Linked DNA regions of Homo sapiens: region 1 is linked to region 2. The links are chromatin loops, found by intact Hi-C in ENCODE. Cell type or tissue: PC-3. All regions are shown on one strand. Each heading gives the region's core, and the rest is flanking DNA. Links, peaks and the distances in the headings are about the cores only.

What was found. Hi-C counts contacts between places; a loop is a spot of excess contacts. Peaks named below come from ENCODE experiments on the same cell type or tissue, not always from the same donor. Only the 100,000 strongest peaks of a DNase experiment are listed, where the experiment ranks them.
Region 1: it touches region 2 in a loop (5-fold over the local background); 14 of 110 quality-filtered maps call a loop at or near these places.

Annotation. Positions count from the first base shown.
Region 1 is chr5:84,286,443-84,290,186 of GRCh38, forward strand. All of the region lies in intron 1 of EDIL3 (EGF like repeats and discoidin domains 3), which reads right to left. Among named protein-coding and RNA genes, the nearest start is that of EDIL3-DT, 94 kb to the right of the region's middle. In PC-3, for the core only: no CTCF peak of the experiment used is centred there; a DNase peak (open chromatin) is centred at 1,719; H3K4me3 peaks cover 248 bases; H3K27ac peaks cover 1,303 bases.
Region 2 is chr5:84,449,351-84,453,094 of GRCh38, forward strand. No RefSeq gene overlaps it. Among named protein-coding and RNA genes, the nearest start is that of EDIL3, 66 kb to the left of the region's middle. In PC-3, for the core only: a CTCF peak has its summit at 1,854; no DNase peak of the experiment used is centred there.

The DNA of each region.
Region 1 (3,744 bases), core at 463-2,962, 160 kb before region 2:
ACAGGCTGATATGCAGTGCTTAAGGTCTTATCAAGCCTATACTGAAGGAATTCAGTAGACAGTTACACTATGAATCAAGACAATATATTTAGCATATACTCTGCGTTTGCTTGCTTTTTTATTTTGTTAAACTTTCGCCAGGCTTTGACCACATTACATATTTAGTTGGAGTCTTTATATAAGGGAGCCATGATTTTACTTTTTGTATACTTTATAACTTATTAGGTAAAATGGGGCAATAGAATAAATAGAATAATGCAGGGTTTATTTGTTCTTTCTGAAGGTTTTGGATACAATTATTTCTCATGGTTTTTCTTTTGCCCTCATAAAATAAGGCTCTGCACCTCAGGTTGGAATCAATTAGGCTGATCCTCAGCTGTTCAGCATTCAAGGTTCCCAGTGGGGCAGCCTGTATGTACCTGCTCTCCCCACTGAGGTTTTAAGCTGAACTTCTGGAATTGTGCCCAGTCTTTGGGCCAGACACAGTATCTCAGCAATGCTAGTGCAGAAGTCTAGTAGGTAAAAACCTCTTTCATGGTTTAGATAAAAATCTATTGGTGCTCTTCTAAAAACAATCCTCTACCTGAAATGCTTGTAACCAGAAAATAACACTGGCAATTAGAGAGGAAGACAGCCACATAATGGGAGATGCAGAGACTCTGGGTTGGTGATTATTTATATAATATTGTTGAATGGTATAATAGATGCATACGTTCTATTGAGCTAAAGCTGTATTTATCCACTTGCCTTATTTTCATAAAGAATATATAGTAATCTAATTTCTAAAGAAAAATGTGCTATGTGGATTCTTTATACAAGAATGAGAGCTTATTTTTGGATGTAATAAGAAATGTGAAATTATTATTATTAAGAAAGTAAGATGTGGGTATTTCTCTTCCAAAGGTGTTGGTCTTCTCTGCAGCATATCTCCAGATCATCGTCAGCAGGACTGAGTTGAACAAATTGAAGAAAACAACAGTATTGCTTTTCAGATTCTGAATAATTTGCAATATTAAATTTGTAGATCAAATCAGCATTTAAATATCTGTCAAAATGATTGCTAATACAATTTGGAATTCAGGTTGAATTTTGAAATTAATGAAACTACACAAGCTTAATGAACATTAGGGATTAAAATGCAAGAATTTCTGTACTATGGAAGGACACATGCACAGGCCTGCTTTTTACAAGATCACAGGGGGAAATGAAGGGAATTCTTGAAATCAAAAACGCTGCTAAATACAAATGTCAAATCTTAGTCATCTTCTTACTTGACCAATGAGCAGCATTAGACAGAGTTGAATGCTGTCTACTCTGTGAAACATTTTCTTTACTTGGTTTCCAATACACATTTTCTTTGATTTCCCTCCTCCTTCTCTAGCCATTCCTTCTTAGCGGGCTCTTCCTCTTCCTCTCTAACTCTTAATTTTAGAGTGCTCCAGGGCTCAGTCCCTGGACCTCTTGTCTTTTCTATCTATACTCATTCCCTTTGTAACTTCAAATAGTCTTCTTGGCTTTAAATACCATCCACAGACTGAAGACTCTAACATTTTTGCTATATCCCCTAAAAACCCCAGATTTATACTCACGAACTCACTTGGATGACTAATCTGCATCTCAAATTTAACATGTCCACACTCCTGATAATTTCCCCAGACCTACTTTTCCCGTTGTCTTTCTCATCTCAGTTAACGTCAACTTCATTCTTCCAGTGGCTTGGGCCAAAACCCTTAGAGGCATTCATGACTCATCACTTTCTCTCATACCCACATCCTCTCTGTGGGCAGTTTATGTTGCCTTTACCTTTAAAATACATCCAGAATGTGACCATTTCTCACCCCTACACTTCTAACACCCGAGTTCAATCCATAATCCTCTTTTGCCTGGGTGACTGCAATAACCTCATTTCTTTGCTTTTATTTTTGATGTTTTCACTATCTTCTCAACATGCAGCAAGAGTGATTTTGTTAAAAAATGTCAGGTTATGCTTCCCCTTTGGTTAAAATTCTCATTGTGATGATGAAATTCTAAAATTTAGCAGGGAGTATAATGCAGGCCCTGACCAACTGAAATTCATGCTAACATCCACCTACTAAGATTGGACCAATACCTACCAAGTAAATATCAACTGTACTCAGAGGGCTTCACATCGTCCTGTCACCTCGGGATATTTCCATCTAAACACTTTCCTCTGTTTGGAATGCTTTTGCTCCAAGCAAGAGTCTCATCTTCCTTAAGTCTTTACTAAGAAATTATCTTCTCAGAAAGCTTTCCCCTGACTACTCAACTTAAAATTGCAGGTCTTCCTGACCCCAAATCCTGGCCTTCCTTAGGAACACTGATCACCAAATGTCATACTACACATTTTACATAAATATCTTGTTTATTGTCTCTCTTCCCCACTATAATGAATCCCCACAAGAATAGACTTTTTTTTTTTACTCCTATACCCATCACTTAGAACAAGGTCTACATAAAATAAGTGCTCGAGAATACTTGTTGAATTAAAGTTGAATAAATAAATGAACAAATGAAAGCAACGTATAGTGTGGAGCTAAGAAACGCAGCTCAAAGCTTGGGGATTGTAACTGTACCTGTCTTATCCTAGAATGGCACATTTAAAAAATGTTTTTGTTTTTGTTATTTCTAGGTGAACTGCTAAATTCAATAGTTTCCATCTAGATTTCTAAATGGAGCTGGGAATATATAAACAAACAAACAAATAAATAAGTAGAGTAAGTCTACAATGTGAGTTTGGCTTTTTAGTGTTAATAATGTTACACATTTAACATTCCGTGACATTATCTAAATAAACTTACTTAAACTCACCCAATAACAATAAGAGTGTTTGTTTAACTTTTCCTTCCCTTAAATTAGCAAAACAGCTTAATCAGGGTAACAAAGAGCTGCTTGAGTTTTATATACTGTGCCTTCTTCCCAGAACTTACTATTTCCCAGCTCCTCCATGAGGAGAGATTTTACCTCTGAGTTCTTATTATTTCCATTTTCTCTTAACGAGCTCTTTCTGCTCAGCATTGATAAATGCTCAAATCATCACAAACACTTCCTCCCTTATGACTCCTTCAGTCACTTCACTGCTTGCAAGTTGTAGTCTGTCCCCAATTCCTCACCTAAAAAGGAACACCCAGAGCCCCTTGGTTGTGAATCTAGTGGGTATTCCTTGGTCTTTATCCTACCTGACTTTCCGTCAACAACTGAGATGACTAACATCTGATTCTTAGGACACTTTCCTTATTGATAGCATTCATTCATTTATCTCCTTCCATTCCTTTGACTAACCTCTCTGGGTATTCTTTCTCACATTATTTGTTTATCAGAAATGAATACGCTTACTGAAGTTTTTTCTAATAAGGTCAGATACTTCCAACTTTTAAGTTAAGAAATTGTTTAAGCACTAAAATATGTTAATGAAATGAAAACATTAATAAATTAGTTCTATACTTCCACAGACATATTCTGACTATAAATCTTAAGTAATTTCATTTTAATATCCCACTGCCTAATGAAAAGAATTAAGCACATACACTTCCTAACTTCTAAGTAACAGATTGTGGAGGATGCTTTAATGGGACCCTCAGATCCTCCTTCAGGAACAAAACATTAATTTCCCCAGCCACAAGTGTTGGATCCTGAAAGCTCACAAGTTAGTACCTCCCTACTCATTCTCCTGCCCAATAAAACTACCTCATCTGCATGTCTTCCCTGAGGACAGCCATATCCAAG
Region 2 (3,744 bases), core at 375-2,874:
TGAATGTATTTAAAGATAAATTTTAAAAATGATATGGTGGTGATTACAAGTAAAATATTGAGTCTAGGATGAAAAGTTTGTGTAGTGTGACAGTTAATAAAAGCTCTCCCATTGTGATGATAGCTGTATTTGGCAAGAGTAAAAGTTAAGATTTGATGAACAGGTTCTAGATGGGGAAAATAACAAAATGTGGAGAACTAGAGACATGTGGAGAAGTAGAAATTAGTATGGCATTCAGGAAGGCAGCAAGAAGACAGGATTGAAGGACAGAGTAGAGACAATATTAGTTAGCCAGGGAGGAGCCAGAATGAATGGCTGAGGGCTCTGACCAAAACACTTTGATCTTAGAAAAGAAATAAATAAGCAAATAAGCTCTTGATTAGGGAAATAGAATGATAAAGATGTTAAAGAAAGATTAAGGTCTTATCATCACTTGCTACTTATAATTTGATATATATGGTGTACTAACAGAAAATTGAGTTAATAATTTTTAGTAACCACTTCATGCCAGTTTGTGTCCTGCATGCTTTAAATATTTAACTTAACTAAAAAGTAATCATGCAATAGAATGACTTTTTCAGCGCAAAGTACATTAGCCTCCCACTCTTACAGGCAAAATTAGAACTCATTTCATAACCTATTACTTTTGTAGATATGGTCTGTTGAGTTCTCCAATATATTTCAATGTTTTATGAAATTGCACCAACTACACTGATAATATTAATTTACACCTGTTTTTTTCTTTAAACCAAGCATATTTCCTACTAGAGGGTTCCATATTTGAGCATGTTTTGAGGGCATTTAACATGTGTTTTCTGAGTAAATCATTGGGTTTATGTTACTGCATGTATATATTTATGTGTGTGCATATATGCATATAAACATAATAAAGTGAAGTATCTATTCTGTATATTACATATTTAAAAGTTGTCAAGAGTATAGAGTTACACTGAATTAGTATAGATCTGCCAATTTTCTAAGGTAATAGTCCATATATCCATTTTAGGCAGTTAATAGATGCTTAATTGGATAATGTTAGTGCGTTACCATACTTTTTGCACAAGGAGAATTTAATAAGGAAAGTCATTAAAGAGAGTAGAATTATACTGTGATCAGTTTATCATTAAGGTGATCGGTTCTCCTCTTCCAGTCATTTCCTATGCTCTTTAAGGTATTTGGGGGGAATTCTTAGGCATATCACCTGAATGTCCCACCATAATTTTTGGCTCTTTTTCTAAGAAAGTTAATATAACTTTGGCCTCTGCTTGAATTTTTATTCAGAGAATAGGTATATATTTTTCTCTGTGTCTTCTAAGAGCAGTACAATGAATGTGAGTTAGATATAATGAAAATGTTCTTGACAGTGTTAGCTGTTAAACATTGGAATAAGTTATAACAGGGGAAGATTAGAGGGCTTTAAAAATGAGATGAATCATCATCTTAATAACAGCATAAAAGCAACATAGGAAATGTCATTCAAGATCAGAACAGTGGTCTATTCAGCTGCTACTTTTTCTGTAACCTAAATATCTAGAATGTAGTAGTTTCCTTCCCCAACAGTCACCTTACAATAATGTAACTCAAGTATTCTTAGTTTCACTTTAATATGTTCCTGAGAAGTGAATTTAATCTACCTTAAGCCTGTTCATCTTTTTATACAGTACAAACTCTTTTTGGATATCGAGAATAATTTTCTTTATGATTTTTATACCTAAGCCATTCAGACTTTTTGGAAAGTCCACCATTAATGAATTAATATATTCATTCATACAACTGATAAATATCATTTGAAATATCAGAATATACAATATTGAAGAAACTGACTTAGGCATTATATGAATGCAACATAAATGATATATTTTAATCTGACCTCTAGAGGTATCAGTTAAGAATTGCACTCAGAGCAAGCTGGCATAATAGGAGTTCTTAGGCTTCACTCTTCCCCTACAGTGAAAATTAAACTAGCAATTATCCACAGGCAAAAATACTATCATGAATATCCCAGAACCTGGGAATAAGGCTGAGACACCTCTTTGGACCGCATAACTGAAAAAAGCTGTAATTTAATGGTAATAACAGTTCTTTGACCATGCTGCCCCTCCCCAAGCTGGCACAGCACCAGACATGGAGAATGCCCCTATATCTATGATTTCTATTGTGGAAAAAGTGATTTGGAGGTAGACATTCAGCTTCCCTACTATTCTGGGACTCTACAGGAGGCTCACCTCCATCTTGTCCCATGGGAAACACTGGTAGTACTGGCAGAGCTAGATTACCTGAGGTCAGTTAGAAACAAAGAATGAGGCTGGGGCTCACATCAACTAGCATGTGGATCTTGGTAGTTGTTCTGCATTCTGGTCAATGGAAGTACCACACCAGAGAGACTAACCAACAGTGCCATGCTGCAGGAAACACAGTCCATGGGACTTCCTGATTTGGATCTCTAGCCAGCTTCCTCACACATCCTGGATGTTTTCGTTGGTTTTCTTAGTTAAGAAGCAACTGTGCCAGGCACAGTGGCTCACACCTGTAATCCCAGCACTTTGGGAGGCCGAGGGGAGCGGATCACGAGGTCAGGAAATCGAGACCATCCTTGCTAACGCGGTGAAGCCCCGTCTCTACTAAAAATACCAAAAGAAATTAGCCGGGCATGGTGGCGGGCGCTTGTAGTCCCAGCTACTTGGGCGGCTGAGGCAGGAGAATGGTGTGAACCCGGGAGGCGGAGCTTGCAGTGAGCCGAGATCGCGCCACTGCACTCCAGCCTGGGCCACAGAGCCAGACTCAAATATTACCAGTGGATACAGCATCTGGCCCTGACCAGCCACTGCAGGCAGGAAGTGATCCAACTAAGCCCTGGTTTTCTTAGTAAATATTCTCCATGCTTGAAGGCAATTGCAGGTCAGTGATTACCAGGGGAGAGGGTGTCTTGTTCTGCCCAACCTCAGTTGCTGAGTGGTGACTTCACCAAACTTCGGTGCTCTGCTTAAGCATATGCCAGGCTGGGAAACAAACTCAAGTTCATGCATATCTGTGCCACATAGCCTCTGCCCTGTCCATCCCGTGTGGTCGAGCAGCAACCCAAGATACTTCACTCAGCCTTGGAGTTTAGCACATGGCCTTGCCCAACTACAGGTTCGAAACAACAACATCTCCACTAGGCCAAGAGTGGTAATCTGCAACTTTGCCCAACCAGAGATTATTTGCAGAGCCCAGGCAGCAGCCAAATTTGATGGCAGAGTCCATTCAGTGGTCTTACTAGACCACAGAGCTCAGCCAGCATTACCATTCAACCTCAGAGCACAGGAAGTGACCCAGCCCAGTGGAAGAACCTGACACCAAAGTCTGCCTGTCTATAGCTGCTACTAGCTGGAATTACCTGCAATTATAGGCTAGACAAAATAATAAAGTTCTCTCACCACCAAAAAATACCTGCAAATATTGGAAAAGGTACCTGTCTTATCAAGTGCACAGGTATCAATGTAAGTATACAGGATTATTTAAAATCAGGGAAATGTAACACTACCAAAGGAAGTTAATCAAGCTCCAATAACAGAACCAGAATAAATGGGGATCTAGGAAATGACTGACAATTAATTCTGAATAACTCTCTTAAAGAGTTTTAGAGAAAGCCAAGAAAATGCAGAGAGAAAATTACATAAAATTTGTGAAACAATTTATGAACAAAATGAAAAGTCTGGCCAAAAAAGAATAAGAATTTATAATGATAAAGACTGTAATAAGTGA